Linked DNA regions of Homo sapiens: all the other regions are linked to region 3. The links are chromatin loops, found by intact Hi-C in ENCODE. Cell type or tissue: MCF 10A. All regions are shown on one strand. Each heading gives the region's core, and the rest is flanking DNA. Links, peaks and the distances in the headings are about the cores only.

Region 1 (7,761 bases), core at 1,040-6,039, 100 kb after region 3:
AGAACCCATTTCCTCACTGCCTGTTTGAGCTGTTGCCCTGATAATGTTTATGTGGCTTCATAAGCAGGTCTGGTTGTCAGGGCTTCAGTGGAGGCACATGGATCCGCAATGCCCTCTTCTTGGGCAAAGAGGACATGACATAGGACGTCAGTGGGTGCACGTATGGCTCCATCTGCCCCCTAGTATTTGGGAGGCTGCATCATCTTAAATAAGGATGGCATTAAATTGCCTTAACCTAGTATTTAATACTCATAAATACTCACTTATGAGTATTTCTCATAAGTGGTTTTTGGACTACCTATGTTAGAATGATCTAGAGTGCTTGTTGAAAATGAAGGCCCCACCCCTGGTTTGTGGAATCAGAACCTCTAGAAGTGGGATTGACAATCTGCCTTCTTAACAAACTCAGATTCACTTAAAAATAACAATTTTTCAATAGAATAAAACTTATTGGCAGGGCATAGTGGCTCATGCCTGTAATCCCAGCACTTTGGGAGGCTGAAGCAGGAGGTTCACTTGAGGCCAGGAGTTTGAGACCAGCCTGGACAATATAGTGAGATCCCATCTCTAAAAAAAATTTAAAAATTAACTGAGCATGATGGTGTGCACTTGTAATTCCAGCTACTCAGGGGGCTGAGTTAGGAGGACTGCTTGAGTACAGGAGTTCAAGGCTGCAAGCTATGATTGCATCACAGCCTGAGTGACAGAGTGAGACCCCATCTCAAAAAAAAAAAAAAGAAACTTCTTTGGTGAATCATTCAGATTGTGTAATCTGAGATAGATTAGATAGCTGGAGATTTGTAAATGGATAAATGGTTTCTGGATTTATGCAAATAAACTTAATAGCTATCTCTTAGGAGTAGAAATGGGCCGAATAGACAGTGGCACTTTCACTGTTCTAAGCCACTTGGAAACCTGGAATGCAGAACATAAATGTGTTTGGAATCCGTTTTGTAAGTATTTCTGCAGTTAAACTATTTGTTCAAGAGACTAGAAATGTCTTACATCATTATTTACTGCTAATATATGGGAGAAAGGAAATACCCCTTTGTTGATATAAGAGGACACAGGAGGAGCAACCAGGGGCATTAGGGGAGATCCACGTGAGTTCATTTTTCCACTCAGTTATCCATTCAGCTCATATTCACTGAACAGCTGCCATGTGCCAGGAATTGCTGTAGGTTCTGGGGACACAGAAAAGAACAAGGCAGCAAGGTCCTCAATCATGTGGAGCTTATAGTATATCGTGGGGAATAATACACCAATAAAGAGTTCAAAGAAGATAAATTCAAATTGTGGCAAGTGCTGTGAAGAAATAAAGAAGCTATGTCATTACGGATGGTTGGAGGGCTACTCTCTGGTGGGCAGGGATAGTTTCTCTGAGAGAAGACATCTGAACCGAGGCCCAAACAGCAGGAAGAAACTAGCCATATGCATATCTGGGGAACAAGATTCCAGAAAAAACACAGCCTCAAGGACAAGGGTCCCAAAATAAAATTAGCTTGGTATGTTTGAGTACATAAAGAAAACCACTCCACTCTCACTGCCTCACTTGACTAACCTTAGAAAAAAAAGTAAAGAAAACCACTGTGGCTAAAGCTTAATGACTAACAGAACATACAATAAAAGTCCAGGAGGAAGATAGGAAACCATGTCCTATAATCATGCTCCAGTATGGAGTTCAAATTTCATTCTTAGTGTAACAGAAAGCCTCAGGGGAGCTACATTCAGGGAGGGATGATTTGCTATCTTCAGATTTGGGTTTCAAAAAAATCACTCCAGAGCTCAAAACCACTCAGAAACTCAGAGTACGTTTTAAGAAAATATACATCTGCTTCAGGAAAAAAAGGTTATTGTAAATTATTTTTAAAAGAGCTAAAGAAATGACAAGATATACCATATACGTGGAAAGGAAGATCAATATCATGAAATGTTGAGTATTTACAAATTCATTGTAGTTCTAAGCAAAATCCCCAGCATTCTGAAATATGAATGCAAATGTAAGTATTCAAGAATTTTTTTTTTTGACAGAGTCTCTTGCTCTGTTGCCAAGGCTGGAGTGCAATGGCATGATCTTGCCTCAGTGCAACCTCTGCCTCCCAGGTTCAAGCGATTCTTGTGCCTTAGCCCCTCAAGTAGCTGGGATTACAGGGGTGCATCACCACACCTGGCTAATTTTTGTATTTTTTTTAGTAGAGATGGGTTTTCCCCACGTTGGCCAGGCTGATCTCAAGCTCCTGGCCTCAAGTGATCCACCTGCCTTGGCTTCCCAAAGTGCTGGGATTACAGGCATGAGCCACCATGCCCAGCCACATTCAAGAATTTAATAAGGGAGTTTTGTGAAAGAATAAAAGATTAGGAGTTCCTCTATCAAAATTTATTATAAAGCCATAGACAGTATTACTGGTGAAGGGTAATTGAAAAATAGATCAATAGGACAGAAAAGAGAGCCCAATGATGAACTAAACAAATATGGTTCTTTCTATATGATATAGGATGCTTTAGAAGTTACAGAGGAAAACACAGTATCAAAAGTAAATGGTATTGTTACAACTGATAGCCTGTAAGAAGAAAAAATCAGATTCTTACATAACAGTTTGTACAAGAATAAATTGTGAGATGGATTAAAAACTTAAATATAAGAAATAAAAATGTAAAACCTTTAGATGGGGAGAAAGGAATCTTAGAATAAAGTAGATTTTATAAACTAGAGTCTCAAAAGTCACACTCAAGTTTGGATGAATTTCACTATATCAAAATGTATAACTTCTGCATAACATGGCACCATAAAATAAAAAGACAAACAACAAACTGGTAGAAGGCATTTGCAACCCCAAATAACTACCAAAAGCAAGTTTCCAGAATCTCTAATGAACTCCTACAAATCAAAAAGGGAAATTTAAACTACCCAATAGAAAAATAGACAGCTTATTAACAGGCACTTCCACAAGGGGGAGACATGAATGAGCAGTAAAAATTGAAAAGGTTTTCCACAGTGCTAATAAAAGCAGGAAATGCAAGTTTAAAAATCATAATGAAACTGCATTTTATGCCCGTCACAATAGCAGAAATTCAAAAGGCTGACAATGAGACTTGGCAAAGAATTGAGGTAAACAGGCACTCTGAGCTGTGGCAGGTGGCACTTTGGAGAGCAAGTTGTCATTCCCTAGTTAGACTTCTAAACACACAGATTCTACCACACAAAGATTCTACTTCGGGACAGAAATCAGCAGCATTTCTCAAAGGAGGGACTCTTGGTATTTTGTGGGGGACAAAATATTTAGGACTCTCATGCACTGTACAAAATTTAGCATCCCCTGCCCCATTCCATCCCCATCTCACGAAAGATTCTCCCACATTTCCAAATAATACCTTGGAGGATTGGACCACCCCAGGTGAGATTTACCAGGAGAAATTCCTGCATATACCCACACAGTACTGCCATGTACTCTCATGTAGGTTGTGCCCCAAACACCTCTCACAACTAAACAGGGAGGCCTCTGTACAGAAGGAGAATCATGAGGATGTGTGCTGTCGCATCCTTTGTTATAACAAAAATCGGACACTACCCAAATAGCCATCAGTCCACAAATGGAGAATTAAACTGTAATTCAGTCATACGACAGAGCACTATGCAACAGTTAATAATCTAGATCGCAAAAAACCATGTTGAGCAAAATATAATAGGCAGCATAATACTCTTTATAAAAAGTTTTAAAATTACAAAATCATAGAATATGTTTGGACACATGCACACACACACACACACACATACACACACACGCACACGAACTAAATATCTACCAAATTCAGAATAATGGTTGCTTCTGAAGATGAAGAAAGAATTGGACTGGAGAAATTAACATAGAAGATAAATTCTGTGTGGTTCTATCACTTAAAAGAGTAAAGACAGGATGTGAAAAAATATGAAAAACAACGTTTGTTAGTTTTGACTGATGGGCGCATGGATAGGAGTTTGTTGCATTTTCTTCTGTATATTTCCATATTTTACCCCCACTTTGGCTGCTGAATATACAGTGAATGGGGATGAGTGGAAGGGTGAGGATGGAGATTGGGTGGTGGGAGGCAGTACTGGAACCAGAGAGGAGCCAGGCAAGGACCCCAGCATCCCTCCCTCAACTGCTTTGAACTCCAAGAGTGTGTGACCACTTTTTTGCTTCATTTATCTATTGCCCAAAAGGTTTTCCTGGATGAACACTTCCCCTTGTAGCATCCTCTGCCTTCCAAGTATTGAAATTGTCACCTAAGCAAGCCAGGAATTTGTCAACAGCTAGATTTTTAGCAGAATGACACATTCAAGTGATGTCTAAATAATTTAAGTCTGCCCCATCCCCATTCCTACAATTTTGCTTCTATATCCTTTTTTGTCTTGAACATATTTTTATTGTGGTAAAATATTCATAACAAGGCTGGACGCAGTGGCTCATGCCTGTAATCCCAGCACTTTAGGATGCCAAGGCCCAAGGATCATTTGAAACCGAGAGTTCAGGAACAACCTGAGCAACAAAGCGAGAACCTGTCTCTACAAAAAAAATTAAAAGTTACCCAGGTGTGGTAATGCCGCCTGTGTAGTCCCAGCTGCTCAGGAGGCTGAGGTGGGAGGATCACATGAGCCAAGAGGTTCGAGGCTGCAGTGAGCCACAATCGCACCACTACACTCCAGCCTGGGTGACAGGGCGAGACCCTATCTTGACAGTATATATGTATATACTATTATATTATATATAATAGATAATAATATATTATGTAATTATATATCATATAGTAGTATATATAGTTACATATAATATAGTAGTATATATAACAGTATTATATATACTTTTATTTACAATAATAGTATATATTTATGTAGTATTATATTAGTATATGTTATATAGTATATATAATATATAATATATATTATACAATAATAGTATATATTATATAGTATATATACTACATATATACTACATATATACTATAGTATATATACTATATATGAATATAAATATATATAGTATATATAAAAATATAAATATATATAAATATAGTATATATAGTATATATAGTATTTATACATACTTTATATAGTATTGTATATAATATGTATTTATATATATTATATTTATATAGTATATATACTACATATATACTATAGTATATATAGTATGTATACAAACTTTCTCTGTATATATATAGTATATATATTTATATAGTATATATAATATACTATTAAATATTGTAAATAATATACTGATATATAATAGTACATATTATATATTTTAATTAATATTTATTATATTATATAATACATACTACATATAACAGTGTATGTTATGTATAATACTATGAATAGTATACTAGTATATACACTAGTGTATATATTTTATATTATATATATGTATATATACACACATACATAACATAAGAGTTACCATTTTATCAATTTAAAAATTACAATTGGCCAGGCACAGTGGCTCATGCCTGTGAACCCAGCACTTTGGAAGGCAGATGCAGGAGGATTGCTTGAGCCTAGGAGTTCCAGACCAGCCTGAGCAACATAGTGAGACCTCATCTCTATAAATTTTTTTTAAAAAGCTGGGCATGGTGGCGCGTGCCTGTGGTCCCAGCTACTCAGGAGGCTGAGGTGGGTGGGTCGCTTGAGCCTGGGGGTTTGAGACTGCAGTGAGCCATGATTGTGCCACTGCACTCCAGCCTGGGCGACAGAGTAAGACTCTGTCTAAGTGCATTCACAATGTTGAACAACCACTACCACGATTCATCTCCAGAACATTTTTCATCATCCTGAACTGAAACTCTATGCCCATTAAACAATAACTTCCCATTCCCCAGTACCCCCAGCCTCTTGTAAACTCTGCTCTACTTTCTGTCTCTGTGTATTCAACTGTTCTAGATAATAATTACTATTCAACTATTCTAGATACTAATCACTCCATGTAAGTGGAATCATACAATATTTGTCCTTTCATGTCTGGCCTATTTCATTTAGTATAATGTTTTCAGGACTCATTTATGTTGTAACATATATCAGAATCTCGTTCCATTTTAAGGTGAAAAGAATTATAATCCATGTTATGTATATGCCATATTTTGTTTATCCATTAATCTGCTGATGGACATTTGGATTGTTTCCACCTTTGGTAATTGTGGATAATGTTTCTATGAACACTGGTGTACAAATATCTGTTCAAGGCCCTCCTTTCAATTCTTTTGGGTATCTGCCCAGAGATGGAATTGCTGGATCATATGGTAATTCTATATTTAACCTTTTGAGAGACTACTAAACAGCTTTTCATAGTGGCTGCACCATTTTACAATCCCATCATCAATGCACTAGAGTTCCAGTTTTTCCACATTCTCACCAACACTTCTTATTTTCCTTTCATTCCCCAAATATCCGTCCTAGTAGGTGTGAAATGGTATCTCATTGTGGTTTATCCTACAGTTTTTTTATTATCAGTGTTAAGAAAGCATTGTATATATTTCCGTCTGATTGATTGATCCGTAACACCTACGTTTTTTAGTATTTCAGCATTTCCCAAAGTGTGCTCCACAGAATATTGATTGCATTATTAGAGGTTTTATTATTAGATATTTATCATTAGAGATTGCATATATTAGAGGTTTCTATGGGATAAGAATAGTGAGGGAGGGGAACTCTCTGGTGAAGTAAGCTGAGAAAGGAAGCAAACTCCAGTAGAGTCATTTCCAGTGCATACATAACTTCTGCAAATTCAACAAGTGAGTAGGAGGTGGTAACTGAATCTCCTGTCCTTTGATTGGTCTCAGTTTTCTCAAGTCTCTTATGCTGAGAGTGATTCTGTTATCTAAAGATATGCACCTTTTTATACAAATGGCCCATAAATAGAGCCTTTTATGTAGTGCTTGAAGAAAATTTTATCTGTTGCAACTTTGAAGGAAAAACTGGCTATATTCATGATGATGTAGTTGCTGGGCTCTATGTTGGCACTTTCCCTAAGGGATTTTCCAGTGTTCATTTTGACTATACACAGTTTTCACTTTGAACTGACTTTAGAAACTACCTCCCACGTAAGATGCAATTTTACTATATATCTTCCCCTTGAAGATTGGAAAGACCTTGAAAAGCCCTACTGTAAAGAAACCTGATTAACACAGTTTAAACCAGGAGTTGGCAAACTTTCTCTGTAAAGGGCCAGCAAACTTTCTCTGTAAAGGGCCAGATAGAGTATATTTTCAGCCCTGTGGACCAGAGAGTTTCTGTTACAACTATTCAACTCTGCAGTTGTAGCTCGCTAACAGCCATAGACAATCAATACATAAATGAATAGACATGGCTGTGTGCCAATAAAACTTTATTTAGAAAAATATGCAGCATGCTATATTTAACTGGCAAGCATAGTCTTGTGATGCTTGGTTTACACCATAATGACCAAGGTTTATTAAATGGCCTTCCTCTCCTTTTTTTTTTTTTAACCTAAAACCTATAGTAAACCCTTAGATTCCTGAACTTGAATTCAAATATTAGAGGGCTTCAGCTCTTCATGAATGACACTGAAGGTTGATGATAGGTTGTTACTTTTCAGGTGTCTGGATTTTCATCTCTGCGGTACCAGAACTAGTCACTTGGTGAGTGTTATGGGCTGAATTATGGCCAGCCCTTAGATTGATATAGTGAAGTCCTAATTCATAGTACCTCAGAATGTGACTGTGCATGTGGATAGGGTCTCTAAAGAGGTGATTAAGTTAAAATTAGGCCTT
Region 2 (7,761 bases), core at 1,040-6,039, 110 kb before region 3:
AGAGTCATATGAGGTTGTCTTAGTCCATTCGCATTATTATAACAAAATGCCAAGGACTGAGGAATTTATTAAGAATCAAAATTTGTTTCTCACAGTTCTAGAGGATGGAAGTACCAGATTGAGGCACTGGCATTGCTGTCTGGTGAGGGTTGCTCTCTGCTTTCAAGATGGCACCTTGATGCTGTGTCCTCAGTGGCCGAAGGCAGAAGAACAAGAGAGGCAAACTCTCTCTAAAGCTTCTTTTATAAGGGCGTTCATGAGGGCTCCACCCTTATGACTCAATCACCTCCTAAAAGGGTCCAACTCTTAATACCACCACAATGGGGATTAAGTTTCAGCATGAATTTTGAAGGGGACACTACATTCAAACCGTAGCAGATGTAATGAATGCAAAGTCCTCAGCATCACACCAGTATGTAATAGGTGCTTAATAGATGATCTTGTTCTTATCACACCAGTCCTTCTAATGCTCTGTGGGATCCCAGCCTTCTGAAGCTGAATCAGAATCCAAAACCCAGCAACATTCCAGGGAAAATTGTGAGTGGTGGGATTCTTTCCCTTTTACTATATATGTTAAAAGGATTTAACTAATACAGAGGCTCTCCTTCTCCTTAAAAATGACTCCCCACCCCCAACCCCCTGCTGACTTATCCAGAAGTGAGCTGTTATCAACAGGTAAAGAGAGATTGCAAGAAGCCAGACCCCAGGGCCTTTAGATCAACTTGGATCTCCTGAGTTCTCTGCAATCCGTTTATCTCTATGCATGTCTCTCTCCTTTTTATTGTTCCATTCCGCAAATGCACACACACACACACACACACACACCCCGTCCTCCTACCAAGCAAGAAGGGGGAAAAAAGAGTTTTTTTAAAATAGGAGAAAAATAATGTTGCATGGGTCTGGGGAAGGGAAACCCTTGTTAAGATGAAGCCTACCCAGCAGCCTGTATCCTTTAGGCAACTAACTTAGGGGTTGCTATTTGGTAAGCATTTTCTGGATTTTTTTCTGAAAATGAGCATTTTCCCTAGGAACGCTCTGGGTGATGTTGTTAGTAAAATATAGGGCTTTAAAATCAAGCAGATCTGGACTTAAATATTGCCTCCACTGTGTGTGACCTTGGGCAAGTTACTTCCTCTTTCTGAGCCTCAGATTCCTCACCTGCAAAATAGAACTAACAAGATCTATGGAGGCTATGGAGATACTTGAATGAGAGCATACATGGACAGTTTCTAGCACAGTACTGGCAGGGACTGAGAACTCAGTTCATATAGCTTTGGTTCTTCATTAAGCATTTTATTCACATTGCTTTTAAAGTAGTCTCTAAAAAATCCTTAAGTGACATTGGTTTGTTGAGTGGTCTCAGAATCCTCGGGTGATATTGTTATTAAAATATGTGGCTTTAGAATCAGACAGCCCTGGACTTCAATGCTGGCTCTTCCACTTACTAGCTGGGTGGCATGGGCAAAGTCATTTAAGCTCTGTGAGCTGTGGTTTCTTTAGCCATATTGTGGGGATGATCACACTTACCTCAAAAGGTTGTTAGAAGTAAATAGTGCCCAATACAGCACCTGGCAGATGTTAAGGGCTTGTCAACCAACATAAACAGAAAGAGCCTCTCTAAAATAAAAGATATGTATTTAGGAATAGGCATTGCAATGGGAATATGCATGCCATAGTAAATGGTGTGTGTATTCAGGGAGGTAAAGGAAGACAAAGGGTTTTAAAGGAAAAATGAGGAGGATTACATAATTGTTTTCAAATGATTCTTCTTGGCTACGGAGATCAATAACAAGAGTGACATCAGTCTGATGTTGGACAGGCAGTTGCTGGGCAGATGTCTCCACAGAAGTACTTTTTTGTGCAAGGTTGTGATGGCCTTTGGCAAGGTTGCAGTTTTTGCAGAGTCTTTTATGATAGTTTTTCTTATCAGGCACAGAAGTTTGAGGACCCTCTCTTTACAGCCTTCCCTGCCTCTATTTGTCATGGCTTTTTGTTTTTTGTTTTTTTAAACACAAGCGACTCCATTTTGGTTCTGACAACTTTCTCAGGCTCAGTAAAAAGTAATTCTGATGATGATGATGTTGATGAGGAGGAAGGTGGCAAAAATGATGCTCTGTTGATGCTTGTATAAAGAAACAACAGAATTTCATTTTTGGTTATTTCAAGCATGGACTTGAAGGCAGGGGCAATGTTTTGCTTCCATTTTTTTACTGCACATAATAGCTAGCCTATAGTAGTTGCTCAATAAATATCTGATGTATGAATGGATGAAAAAATGGTTGATAAATGAGAGCTTTGATGATAGAAAAAAAGTTATTTCACATACCAACAACTTTGGCTTGGGAATCAGACAAATAAGCATTTATATCTTGACTTAGTCATTTCCTATGTAAACTTGGCTAAGTTACTAGATTTCTCTCTGTGTCGGATTTCCTATTTGTAAAATGAAAATAGTAATAGAATCTACCTCAGATATTGGAGTCAAATGAGAGAAGTGTGTAAAGAGCTTGGTTCTGTACCTGAAATGCAACTTTGTGCTCAGTAAATGTTACTGCCAGGAAAAGGAAGGCACTTTATGGAAAGTTACCATTTAACCAGAACTAACCAGAAAAGACGGGCTAATGTAACTCAGCTCACTTGAATTCATGCCATGTTTTCCTAATGTGCCAAAATATCCTCCCTAGTTGGAAGCGTGCAAGTGTTTAGAAAGCCTAGCCATCTTCTAACACTCATCAAGATGACAAAAATAAGTGTGGAGGACAATTACCGTTTGTGAAGTGCCCATAACCCCCACACAGTAATTCTGTCTCTCAATGCGCCATTGCAATTAAACATGCAAATAGCAGGTCTTTGGATTCTTATCATTTCTGGTAAGGATGAGCATTTTCAATCTGCTGCATTTGCATCCATTTAGATAATGATAATGAAAGCAACAGATCCCTTCCATTCCACTCTGCCTTTCATTCAAAGATTGAGACCCAGAGGTGCTTTTAGAGACCACATTTATAGATTAATTTCATCATTACAGAGCTGCAAGAATCCCTGGGGCAGCAAGAAGCACATATTAACTTTTGCCAGTGATGCTGCACAAACACCAGGTTAGGAAAGCAAATGGCAAATAACTCACCCAGTTGAAAATGTAAGGGAAATTTATGAAACCAGAAAGAAAGGAAAAGCCACAATGAGTAGTGCTGTTATTTAGTTACAGATTTCAAATAACAAAAAATCCTCAAGCTAATGTTACTTCCCCTCATACTCTGAACATTATTTGGAGAATGACTCAACAGGAAGGGAGAAGAAGGCACCTCACTTGTTACCACCCACATCCCTCTTGTCATTAGATAATTCCACAATGGACAAAGGAGTGAATGAACTAAGCTCCGGGCTTGCATTGCATGCCAGTTAGGTCCAAATCTTTCTGAGCACTGATATTTTGGGCTCCGCCGTCCCCTTCAGGACTAAAACAAGACTATCATGCAGACCTCATCTTTCAGGGACATTCCTGCCTACTCATTCCTTTCAAAAGCCCCCATTCCCCTTGGTTTAGTTTGTTTGTTTGTTTGTTTGTTTGGTTGGTTGGTTGGTTGTTTTTGTCATGCAGCGGGAGAAAGGGAGATCTTAATTTTTTGAGGAGATTGAATTATGTCAGTGATTTGTATCCCCTTTAATACATCCTACATTCCTTTGGGAATATGATGAAGGCTATGGATTAGCTTCCCAGATAAATGTATGCACAAGTATACACACAGAGATTCAATCACAATTTAGCATTCATTTTAGAGGAAATTCATTGAACTTCTGCAGTTTATATCTGGATCTGGGGTCAAAAACACCTCAATGAATTAATTTCGAAGATTGTATCTCTGTCTGCCATTCATTTCTTCACTCATTCAGCATATACGGAACCACTGGGTTCCAATCCCCATGCTAGGTACTGGGATTGCAAAGGTAAATAAAGCATTACCTCTGCTTTTGTTGTGTTCACTGCCTAATAGAGGAGATGGACGTTTAAATTTATCATTTCATTAAAGGTTGATAACTGCCTCAATAGAAGCATAAAAATATACCAAATATATATAAGAAAAGGCATGGCCAGGTCTGGCTCAGGAAGTCACAGAAGGCAGTACAAAGGAAGTGATATTTGAGCATGGTGTTCAAGGTGTATAAACCCACTAAGGGAGTGGAGACCATGACAACATTTCTGACAACGGAGACAGCAGGGACAAAAGCTTGGAGTTGTGAAAAACCCTGGTATGAGCAATACAAGGGTTTGTTGTGGTGAACACACTGAGTATATAAGGGAGAGGCATGCTGGGAGAAAAAGCAAAGTTTTGTAAGTCATGTGGACGTGAAGTTTGGACTTTATCATGTGCTTAAGGGGGAGCTGCTGAAGGATTTTAAGCATGGAAGAGAAACAAAGTCAGATGTATGTTTTACAGAGATAATTCTATTCTGTGCAGGAAAAACAAACCCAAGCTTTCTTGATGTCAGTGAAACTATTATCATACCCCATTTTCCATTGCCACCAACACCAAAAATAAAAGCATGCAGTTAAACCAGTTTTCAGACTACTCAAAAAGCCTGGTGGAAAAGGAAGTATATTTTTAGAGTAATGCAGTGTCTGGTACCCAGTGGGGATGGGCATGCAATATTAACAGATGATGACGCAAGCTTCACAAATTTGAACCAAGAAAAAGCAGCAGCTACCTTGAACTCGTCATGAATAATATTTAGAGTTAACCACGAGCTGATAGCACTTTGTGGATCTTACAGCCACTGATGAGAAGTATCAAAAGTAAGATATCATAAACACAATGGAATTTCAATTTGAAGTGGTGGTGGTGACAATGGGAGGGGCAGGAGTGGGGAGAGCAGATGTTGCTTAAAGCAAAAAGTAGTTATAGCCAAAATTACCCTTGGAAATTCCTCAAATTACCCATTAAGTACAGTACACACACAGCATAAATATGCAGTATTATTTATACATGCAATCTGTACACAATTGCAAGTATAAATATATACATATAAATATATAGGTAAATATCTCTAAAAGGATATATATTACCATGAAATTTTTCAGTATTTTCACTATAGCAATGTATTTTGAGTTTGCATAACTTAAACGCACGGATGATAGGGACACCACTGTAACGTTTCCAACAGTAGAACTGGCAAATAAATGTACTTTAAAAATTTAAATTAGAAGGGTTTCAAGGTTGTCCCCACTGTAATATAACTGTGCTGCATCCTGATATTCATCTTGAGTAGCTAGCACAACCAGAATTGGGAAATGCTTTAAAAACTTAAATTACTCATAACCCACCACCTGTCTCTTGTGGCTCAGAATGTACTGAGAACTTGGTACTACTGTATGGTTAATAGTTATTATGGAGATTCACAAATTATTGTAGACCTCTACTTCCCCTCAAAATATTTTGGGTCAAAATTTGGGTAAATCTCTTGGAAAGTGCATTGTATCTGAGCAACATTTGTCACATGTCTTGGAGATAGTAGCTGAAATCCATTGATAACTGCTGTTACAGACTTTCACAGAGGGTGAGACGCTGATACGATGACTGGGAAACTGTGCACAGTTAATACTGGGGTCTCAGATGGCACTAGATCAACATGGACGTTTCCATTTCACCACGCTTGTGTGTCACACAGAGGTCACCTTCAGGAGCCATCGCTTCCGGAGGTCCTCCAGCTGCTGTGGCCGACAGGTGGCTGAGGTTCATCCGCTGCCTGGCGGGGGCTGGCTGACCTCCACTGGTCAGCTGCAGGGGACAACTCTGCTGCCAGGATAGTTCACTGGAGATGTCACTCCAATTTCAGGGAGGAATATCTTTTTCTAAAACTTAAGAGGTTGACTTCAAGGGCCTGTTTTTATGTAAATTTGGGTTCAGCAATGACCAGAAACGGATTTTGAAAGACTGTAATTCCTACCGTTGCAAATGGCAGAGCTGGTCATGACACTAAGAGACCTGTCACCACCAGGAAGACTGATGCACAATTAAAAATACATCAACATCTTCCTCCTCAGCTCTTTCCTCCTCCTTCTTCCTTGAGCAGGCCTTTATCTACACACACACTCTCACACCCCAGGGCGGTTAAAAGTCTGTACCTTGGGTTCAAACACACCTGGATTCCAATCTCAGCTGGATCCTGGACAAGTATTTATGATTCGCTGTAAAATGACATGCTCAGCTATAAAATGGGGATTAAAAAAGTCCCTACGCCCTAAGATTGCTTTGGGGAGTGAATAAGAAAATACATACCCCATGCTCAGCACAGTTCCTGTCATAGGGGATACCTAATAGATACTCTTATGTATCGTTCCTATTATAATTTTTATTATAGTTATACATTGCCTCGTAGCCTGCCAATTTCAATTACAATACATGCTGTGAATATTTTATCATATCAAGAATAGTCTTCTAACTTATGAGATTGGGGCTGGTTGTGATGGCTTGTACCTATAATCCCAAGCCTTCTGGGAGGCTGAGCCAGGAGTTCAAGACCGGCCTGGGCAGCATAGTGAAACCATGCCTCTATAAAAAAAAAAAAAATTTAGCCAAGCATGATGGTAAGCACCTGTAGTCCTAGCTACTTGGGAGGCTGAGGCAGAAGGATTGCTTGAGCTCAGGTATTTGAGGCTGCAGTGAGCTGTGATCATGCCCCAGTACTCCAGCCTGGGTGAAAAAGCAAGACTTGGCTTTAAAAAAATTAAAATAAAATAAATTTAAAAATGGTTTAAAGGAGAGCAGATGCTACTGTCCACCAGTGAGCCTTGTAGGACATAGTGAAAATACAATGCACTGACAATTTAAATGCTATAAAATGCCGAGTATTAGTAACTTCTCAGGGCCTGAGTAAGGTGATGATTATGACTTTCCTTTTGTAGATGCGAAAATGGACATGACTTTGACATGGTAATAATAAAGTTGCAGCTTATGCTTGAGTCTTCACTCCCAAGTCTTGTCATTTTCTTTGAATAATTTTTTTATTTCAGTAGCTTTGGAGGTACAAGTGGTTTTTGGTTACACAGATGAATTGTATAGTGGTGTCATCAGAGATTTAAATGCACCCAACACAGCATTGTACACTGTATCCAACAGCTTTTTATCCCTCACCCCCCTTCCACTCTTCCCCATTCTGAGTCTCCAATGTCCATTATACCCCTCTGTATGCCTTTGCATACCCATAGCATAGCTCCCACTTATAAGTGAGAACATGCGGTATTTGGTTTTCCATTCCTGAGTTACTTCACTTAGGATAATGGCCTCCAGCTCCATCCAAGTTGCTGCAAAAGACATTATTTCGTTGTTTTTGATGGCTGAGTAGTATCCATGGTGCATATACACCACATTTTCTTTATCCACTCATCAGTTCATGGGCACTTAGGTTGGCTCCATATCTTTGCGATTGTGAATTGTGCTGTGATAAACATACGTAAGCAGGTATCTTTTTCATATAATGCCAAATCATGTAATTTCTAATGCCATACACACTGTCGAGTTTCATAGACTCCTCTTCTTCACAAAGCAGTAAATCCTTTACTAAGTGAAAGAATTCTTGCTTCATTTTAGCAAATAATTAAGAGATTAGGTGGGTTTTGAAGAGAGAATCATTTTTTTCTGAATAAAATGAGCTTTTGATTATCAAAATGCCACATGCTCTTTATGGAATGTCTAGTAAAACAGTTACACATAAAGAAGAAAATAAAAATCACATATCTGTAACCCAGAGAGGAACCTTAAC
Region 3 (7,761 bases), core at 2,085-7,084:
TGTTTGTTTTGGCATAGTACCTATCCTAGAGTTAGGTATTTACTAGTCACACAAAAAGTAAAGGATGTGTTGTTTTCCCTCTGGATGTGGTTCCTGCAGCCAAGTCTATAATACAGAATCCAAATACGTAGTCCATGAGTAGGTTTCAGGTAGTTCCTACGGACATCCTATGGACATTTCGGTGATTCCAATCCCTACTGTATAATGATTTCACCTACAAAGCTTTAAGAAAATCCTGATGCCCAAACTCCACCCCCAGAGATTCTAATATAATTGTTTCCAGTATTGAAAACAAACAAACAAATAAAGAAAAAACATCCCCAGAACTCTAATATGCAGCCAGGTTGATAATTCTATATTAGGATAAAATAAAGGAAAAAAAGTTTTTGCAGGTTCAATTGTGTTGTGGTTTTAATTTTGCTGTTTTCCATAAATATTCCATAAATATTTATTCTATAAATATTTATTCTATAAATATTTATTCTATAAATATTTATTTTTCAGAAGATGGAATTTGGAAAGAAATCAGCCTCTGTCCTTTAATAATAATAGCTAGTATTTATTAAGCATTTATCATGCATGAGGCACTATTCCAAATGCTTTCCACATATTAACTAATTTAATCCTTACAATACCCCTGTAAGTAATGCATTATTATTAACCCTGTTTAACAGAAAAAGAAAATGAAGCCTAGAAAGGCTGAGTATTTTGAAAAGCTGGGCTTCAAACCCACATAGAACAAACCTGGAGCCCCCATTTTTAAGCCAAAGCCCCTTTGCTCCAAGAAAATCCAGTAAATATCCCACATCTTCAAGGAAATTCTTCTGGACTACTCTCACCAATAAAGATAAACCTTTCTGACATCTCTTACATTGCATTTTCATGTAATAGTCTGTATCCAGTTTTTTCCCCAAACATAATAAATGCCACACACTTCTTAGATGCCCAGCCTTAAGCTGGGCATTTTACCTGCATTGTTCCATTTTGCCCTACACTCTGTAGTGTTTTCTAATGACTATGCTACATGTATTTATTTTCTCTCTGGAGAAATTGTGGCATTTGTGAGCACTGGGCAAACCATTATTCATTGCATCACTCCCCTACCTGGGGTCCTTATGCTCCAATACCTGTTGAATAGATTGTATTGTGCAACGGGTAGCGAGTTACCAGACCTGCATTTATAGATAGGCACTGCCACTTTCTAGTTTCATACTATCAGGCAGGTCAACTAACCTCTCAGAGCCTCAGGTTCCTCCTTAGTAAAACAGGGCTCCCTTAACTCAACTGACACTGAATAGCCATTGCTATGTGCCTGATGCTGAACAAGGCGAACATAGACCCTGGCCACAGGGGGCTTTCAGTCCACTCCCATTCTCCCAGGAGAACGCAATAAGATGATGCCAAGAGAAGTGCTTATTTAGCTCAAGTCTTGGGGACAGGGTGGGGAGGCCGGGCGTGTAATTACCACTCAATAAATGTTAGCTATTCATTCAATATATTCTATTTAATTAAAAGCAAACAATCCATTCAACATCAGAAGCAAATGTAATTAAACCTCATTCTGCACACATACAATATTCCGCAACATGCTATCTTGAACCTTTACTACTTCAGATCTTGCTTGCTACTTGCTCCCTCATGTCAGTAGCAGCTACACCAGGGCCTGTGAAATCAAGATGCCCCGTGCCCCCATTCTTTTTCTAGGCTGGTGACCTGTCAAAAAGGAAGGGAGGAAGGGGGAGAAAGACGGGTAGGGGAAGTTGGAGGAGAAGGAGGAAGAAAGGCCAAAACCACGGTCACAGAAACTGTGGAGTCTTTAAAATATTGATATTGGATAAATCAATTTAATTTTCAACAAAAATCCAAAGCTATGTGATTGTGTAGTTGTGAGACAATTATTTTTAAAAATGGATTTGCTTTTTAAAATAAATTAATTCATAGTGTGTAGAGAAAAATTAATTCACGGTGTATGGAGAAGTGAAGTCTGGTCACGGGACATACATTTAAGGCTGTTTGGGAAATATTTTCTCCCAGCCCTGTCGGATCACCTTTGGTTCTCTCCTTGTCAGCTCATTTGAAGAGAATATAAAAACTCTCAATAGGAAGTCGTTCATGAAGAATCCTCCTTTCCTCTCCTTCCTCTCCCATTTGCTGTGTTACACTCAGCACCAGATCAAGTTGGAATCTCTGCCCTGTCACTCATCAGCTATTTTGAGCTAACCTCTCTGAGCCTCCCGAGTTTCATGTAAAGAACGCATAATAAAACAAAAATTGTTCTTAGGGATAAATGCCTGATATGGGATAGACTCGCCTTTTTTTTTTTTTCTTTCTGTCTTCAAGTGCAATGGTTTCAGATTTGCAGGGATCTCAGGAGTCATTTCGCCAGCCCCTCTTGGGTGGCTGGGTGCATTCTGCGCCTCCCTCTGCCACCGGTGCCTCATACCCTTTATTCTAACAGCACTCAGGTCCTGGGATGCCTGAAGCCGGTGAGGCAGAATCAAGTTCCGCCCAGAGCTTGGAGGAGTCGGAGGGAGCGATGGAGAGGCGCGGGCTGGTGACCCCCTCTTTCCCCTCCTCCTGGCAGGCACCGCTCCGCGCCTCCTGGCACCGGCGCCCTTTCTCTGCCGGGGAAGGCTAGCCCAGCCCGCAGCCCCGTGCGGCGGGGGCCGAGGGCGCCCCCTCCCTTCCTCCCTCTCCCCCTCCCCTTCCTTCCCTCCCGATACAATGACTGGGCCGGAACAGCGCATCAGCCGAGCCTCATTGGCAGCGGCCGCCCCAGCCCCCGGAGAGGCGGCGGGCGGGGGCTGCTGGGGAGAGAGGGAGCCGAAAGCCCCGGCTGACAGCGAGAGGAGGCAGGCAGGACGGAAGGACGCGAGAAAGGCGGCCCGGGGCACAGCTGTAAGTGTGGAGCAAAGCGAGGACGCACGGCGAGCGGCGGTGGCGGGGGCGACCTGCAGACCCGGGCCGGGGGATGCGGCAGGCGCTGGCTGCCCAGAGAGCCCGGGAGTCGGGCTGCGTAGCTCACGTGCTGAGCTGGAGCTTGGACAGAGAGGAAGAGGAAGAAGAGGAAGGCAGCCGCCGCCGGGGAAGGCACAGCGCAGAGTGGACTTGCAGGACTGGCGCAGAGCCGGGTCCCCAGGTCCCGCGCGGTGCGCAGCCGAGACAATAAAGTAGCCGTCTACAGCCCCGGAGCGCCGCAGGGAGGAGGTGGCGGAGCAGGTAGGTGGGCGACCGCCCCGGGCTCCCCAAGCGTGCTGCCAGGGCGAGGCCGCAAGACGCGGCCACGGGCGCGCCCGGTGCGCCCCGGGCGCAGCGCGCACGTTTGGAGACCCCCAGCGGAGGTGCGGGTCCCAGGAGTTTGGGAGAGCGGAAAACCCCGCCCTGGGGCTCGAGGTCTAGTGCAGCCTCCGCTGGAGTCCCTGGGGCACTTGGCACGGCGCTTTGGTCGCTTTGGTGGTATGGAGACAGGAAGTTTGGCGGTTTCGAGGCGTTGGCGTTGGTGGGGTTTGCAAACGCGCCGCCGGGGACCGCGTGCTTCGGTTGCCGCGCGTTCGTGGGAGGTCGGGAGAAAAGCTGATGAAGCCCAGATCTGGCCCCCAGAGATACTTCTAAAAGGCAGCGAAAAGAGGGGGGGGAAATCCCTGGAGTTAGCAGAGGACACTAAGGGTTTCGTTTGGCTGCCCTTTTCAAATAGGTGTTTCAGATCCTAGCCGCTCCTATGTTGGAGAGGCAGTGTGCATGTGAATAGCTTCTTATTTTGTGGAGTATTTCACTTTTCATTTTCATCTGGGGAGGAAAAAATAAATATAATCTTTAGCTCCTACTTTGAGAAATGCCATTTCGTTTGGAATAGAGGACAAACTCTTCCCTTGCATTGGATGTCCTGTGCTTTGAAGGATACTGAACAGTGCCTGCTCTTGTTCACAAAAGGGGTGAGACGTGTATTAAATCTTCTCCCGCCTGAGAAAGCAGCCGCAGGAGGAGGTCTCTCTCTCTCTCTCGCTCTCCTTTGTGTGGCCGCTTCCTTCCAGATGTGAGAGGGTTGGGCTGGGCGCTCCTGGGTGGGGTAATAATTATCCTGAACATTCCTGCGATCTGTTAGGACTTGTAAACATACCAGAGCCAAGTCCTCTGAACTTCGCGAACTGATTTGGTGTGTTTGCTGGTACCCAGACGGCTGCGACTAGAGGCTGGGCCTTTCGGGAAGAAAGACCTTAGGGTGCTGATGGCAGCAGTCTTTCCGGGAAGCTGGTTGATCCTTGAAGATTAGGTAATGTCGCCCCAGAAATTTACTAGCCAACTCGAAAGATGTGTACAAGATTATAGCGCGATCCCCGACGTGCTGTTTCCCGTCCTAAAGGGAATGGATCTGTGGGGTTTCCAAATCAAATGTCTAGAGGGGAAGAAAAGCAGCTTCGCCTTACTTAACCTCATCAAGACGCACTTTCATATGTCATACACATGCTGTGAAGAGTGGTGGTTTAGAGAGCTTACTGTGTGCCAGGCATCCTGGTAGGCACTTTTGGGGCATCATCCATAATCCATGAAGTGGTAAACCTAGCCCTTGAGAGAGGTTAAGTAACTTACCGGAAGTCCCACCAGTAATCTGTGGTTTATGTAAGATCTAATTTCAGATGCCAGGCTCTTAACAAGACAGTGCCTCCGAAAGGGATGTGCTGCAGTGGTGGTGGTAATGAGTATGAAGAAAATAATAACAATAACAATAACTGCCGTGTGTGTGTGTGTGTGTGTGTGTGTGTGTGTATATATATATATATATATATATATTTTTTTTTTTTTTTTTTTTTTTTAGAGACAGAGTCTCACTCTGTCGCCCAGGCTAGAATGCAGTGGCCGATCTCGGCTCACTGCAACCTCTGCCTCCCGAGTTCAAGCGAGTCTCCTGCCTCAGCCTCCCGAGTAGCTGGGATTACAGGCGCATGCCACCACGCCTGGCTAATTTTTTGTATTTTTAATAGAGACGGGGCTTCACAGCGTTAGCCAGGCTGGTCGCCATCTCCTGGCCTTGTGATCCGCCCGCCTCGGCCTCCCAAAGTGCTGGGATTACAGGGGTGAGCCGCGGCACCCGGCCTATATATTTTTAATAAATTTAAAAAGATGATATTTAAGAGAGATTGACACTCAGTAAGCACTCTGTATATATTTTTGTCTCTAAATTAAGTGTCACAAGACAGGTGGTGGATGTATTGGTGTTTCTACAATTCTTCCTTTTTTTTTCCTTCGAACTCTGTCACCCAGAGTGGAGTGCAGTGGCGCGATCGCGGCTCACCGCAACCTCTGCCTCCCAGGCCCATGCGATTCTCTTCCCTCAACCTCCCTTGTAGCTGGGATTACAGGCATGTGCCACCAAGCCCGGCTAATTTTTGTATTTTTAGTAGAGACCGGGTTTCACCATGTTGGTCGGGCTGGTCTTGAATTCCTGACTTCAAACCATCCACCACTCGCCTCAGCCTCCCAAAGTGCTGGGATTACAGGCGTGAGCCACAGGGCCCGGCCAATTCTTCCTTTTTGTAATCTGAAAATGTTGTAATAAAAAGTAACACGCACACACACACACACACACTGTTTGAACACACCTTTTTTGAACAGTGCTTACATTTCCTAAAAGGTTGAGAAAAATTTAGGCAACTCCAAGGACTTACTGAATGGTAGAAGTTTAATCACTTCTTTGTGACATCTGCAAGTAATATTAATCAACCATTTTATTTGCTTAAATTCAGAAATGCAGGTGTAATGCATTTAAACAATATGGTGCTGGAACATGAAAAAATTACCTAAATACCGTATTTTGAGGTTTAGTTTTCATTATCCATGGGAAAGTTCTCAGAAGATTTTTCCCCTGCAAGTGATCATGGTGATCACGATCCTGTTTTCCTGTATTAAACTTCACTTTGTTTTGAAATTAATAAATTTCTATCTTAGTGGCAGAAAAGTGAATGGGCTTTTCAAACAGGCAGATGGTTGCATTTGAGCCTAATCTAGAAAAGTGTGGGAGGAGTTAACTTCACAGCCACTCCCAAGTGTCAAATCAGCTGAAGTTTTCTCAGTAATGTTTATTGTCGCTGGCCTCTAGTTTCAGCAAGCCTGAGAATCCTAGTTCTCCGTTTGATTCCACAGATTTAATCAAGACTCTGCATGCTTTGAGCAGACAAAAAGAAAGTTTTGGCTAACTTACAATACAAATAGGGTACATGGAAAACAGTTAAAAACACCCTGCCTTATCCAGCCTGCAGTAATTTTCTAGCAGGAAATCTTCATAGTTATCTTACACACATAAGTGAAGGTTTGAGGCTTATACTGCAAGTGATCTCTCGCTCTATCTCTCCCTTTAAATCTGCCCCAGAGATCTGATCTTATCATGAATGCACTATTTTTATATGTTCGGGAGTGCTGAGGCTCACTGAAATGACTGTCATCAGCCTATAGATAAGTAATGTACTCAGCTCATCAGCAGGTCTTACATGTATCTTCCTTTACTTACATATCTCTCCCTTTTTCAATGTAGTTGTTATTTGTTTTAGATGGAAGACTTTTGGAGGATAATTCATTTATTTCTAAGTCAGTAAGATTTTTTTTTCTCCTCTTCTGCCAAATATGTGCCGTGGGCAGTCAGAGAGAAGTGGTAAGATAACAATTTTCTGTTGCTAGATGCTTGATAAACCCTCTAGGTAATTTAGGAGCCAAATCTCTTATTCTCCCCAATGACTGGATTTACTGAAATTATCATGTCATTTTTTATCTCATGCTTCCTGGTGAAATCAATTTTTAAACTAATCTCATAAGACAGTGTTTTTTCAATATGAAGGTCATAAAATCCATTTAGTGGGTTACTACCAGTAATTTTTTTTAGGTATAACAAGACAGCAAGTGTCAGCATCATCATATGTTATAAGAGTTCTGTAATTTCATGAGACTTTGAGTCACTCCTATGTGCATTCTGGGTTGCAGTATAAAATGTGATTCTTAGCCATCAAAAAGTTTGAAAAGTACTGCCACAGGATGCATGTGTCTGTTAGTGCTATTTTGCTAATAAGTTACAAACCCGATTTTAAGTGGAATTAGGGTATTATGTATATGCATATATACAATATATATTTTTTTCTTACATATGGGTTCAGGTTACTAAAAGGTACTTCGGTAGGACTGACTTCAAGAGCGTCTTGCTTAGGGCTAAACAGTGACTTCAGGATCTGATTTCTTTTCATTCCTCAGGTCTGCCTTTTTCTTCTTTCCTCTGTGTATTGGGGTCCTTCTTGGGTGACAAGACGACCATATAGCACTTGCTCGTTTACACAGTTTCAAGTTCAAGTCCAGCAACCAAAGAACTCCCCTTCCCCAGTTGTTGAACAAAAAGTTTCAAAATGAGCTATGATTTGCCCAGTTGGCACGGCTGGAGGAAATCTGTGCTAAGTGGCTTCTGCAGAGGTTGAGGGCTTTGCCCCAGCAATGGAGTCCTACCCAGACCATGTAGACAGAGGACATCAAAGGGCTGGACTGCCACATGAATACAGTTGCAGGAAAAGGGGGAAATTAAGGCTAAGAAAGTCTGGAATAAATGTTCACCACAGGGTACAAGTGCCTAATGCACACAGGCTGATTTCTCTTCTTTTTGATGCCCCAAATAATGGAAAATGAGCTGAATTGTATTCAGGCAAATAGATTATCAATATGATTTTTCATGTGTATAAGGAAAACCTTAGCTGTCACTTTTAGCGTGGTCAATATCAGGACTTATGAGAT

The links. A loop is a pair of places that touch in the nucleus more often than their neighbours do. Peaks named below come from ENCODE experiments on the same cell type or tissue, not always from the same donor. Only the 100,000 strongest peaks of a DNase experiment are listed, where the experiment ranks them.
Region 1: it touches region 3 in a loop (9-fold over the local background); 16 of 110 quality-filtered maps call a loop at or near these places.
Region 2: it touches region 3 in a loop (3-fold over the local background); 26 of 110 quality-filtered maps call a loop at or near these places.

The regions. Positions count from the first base shown.
Region 1 is chr3:69,435,073-69,442,833 of GRCh38, reverse strand. It overlaps a transcript of FRMD4B not described here. Among named protein-coding and RNA genes, the nearest start is that of FRMD4B, 53 kb to the right of the region's middle. In MCF 10A, for the core only: a CTCF peak has its summit at 2,987 (motif pointing right); no DNase peak of the experiment used is centred there.
Region 2 is chr3:69,644,840-69,652,600 of GRCh38, reverse strand. No RefSeq gene overlaps it. Among named protein-coding and RNA genes, the nearest start is that of MITF, 91 kb to the left of the region's middle. In MCF 10A, for the core only: no CTCF peak of the experiment used is centred there; a DNase peak (open chromatin) is centred at 3,310.
Region 3 is chr3:69,537,664-69,545,424 of GRCh38, reverse strand. It overlaps a transcript of FRMD4B not described here. Among named protein-coding and RNA genes, the nearest start is that of FRMD4B, 160 kb to the right of the region's middle. In MCF 10A, for the core only: no CTCF peak of the experiment used is centred there; a DNase peak (open chromatin) is centred at 4,064.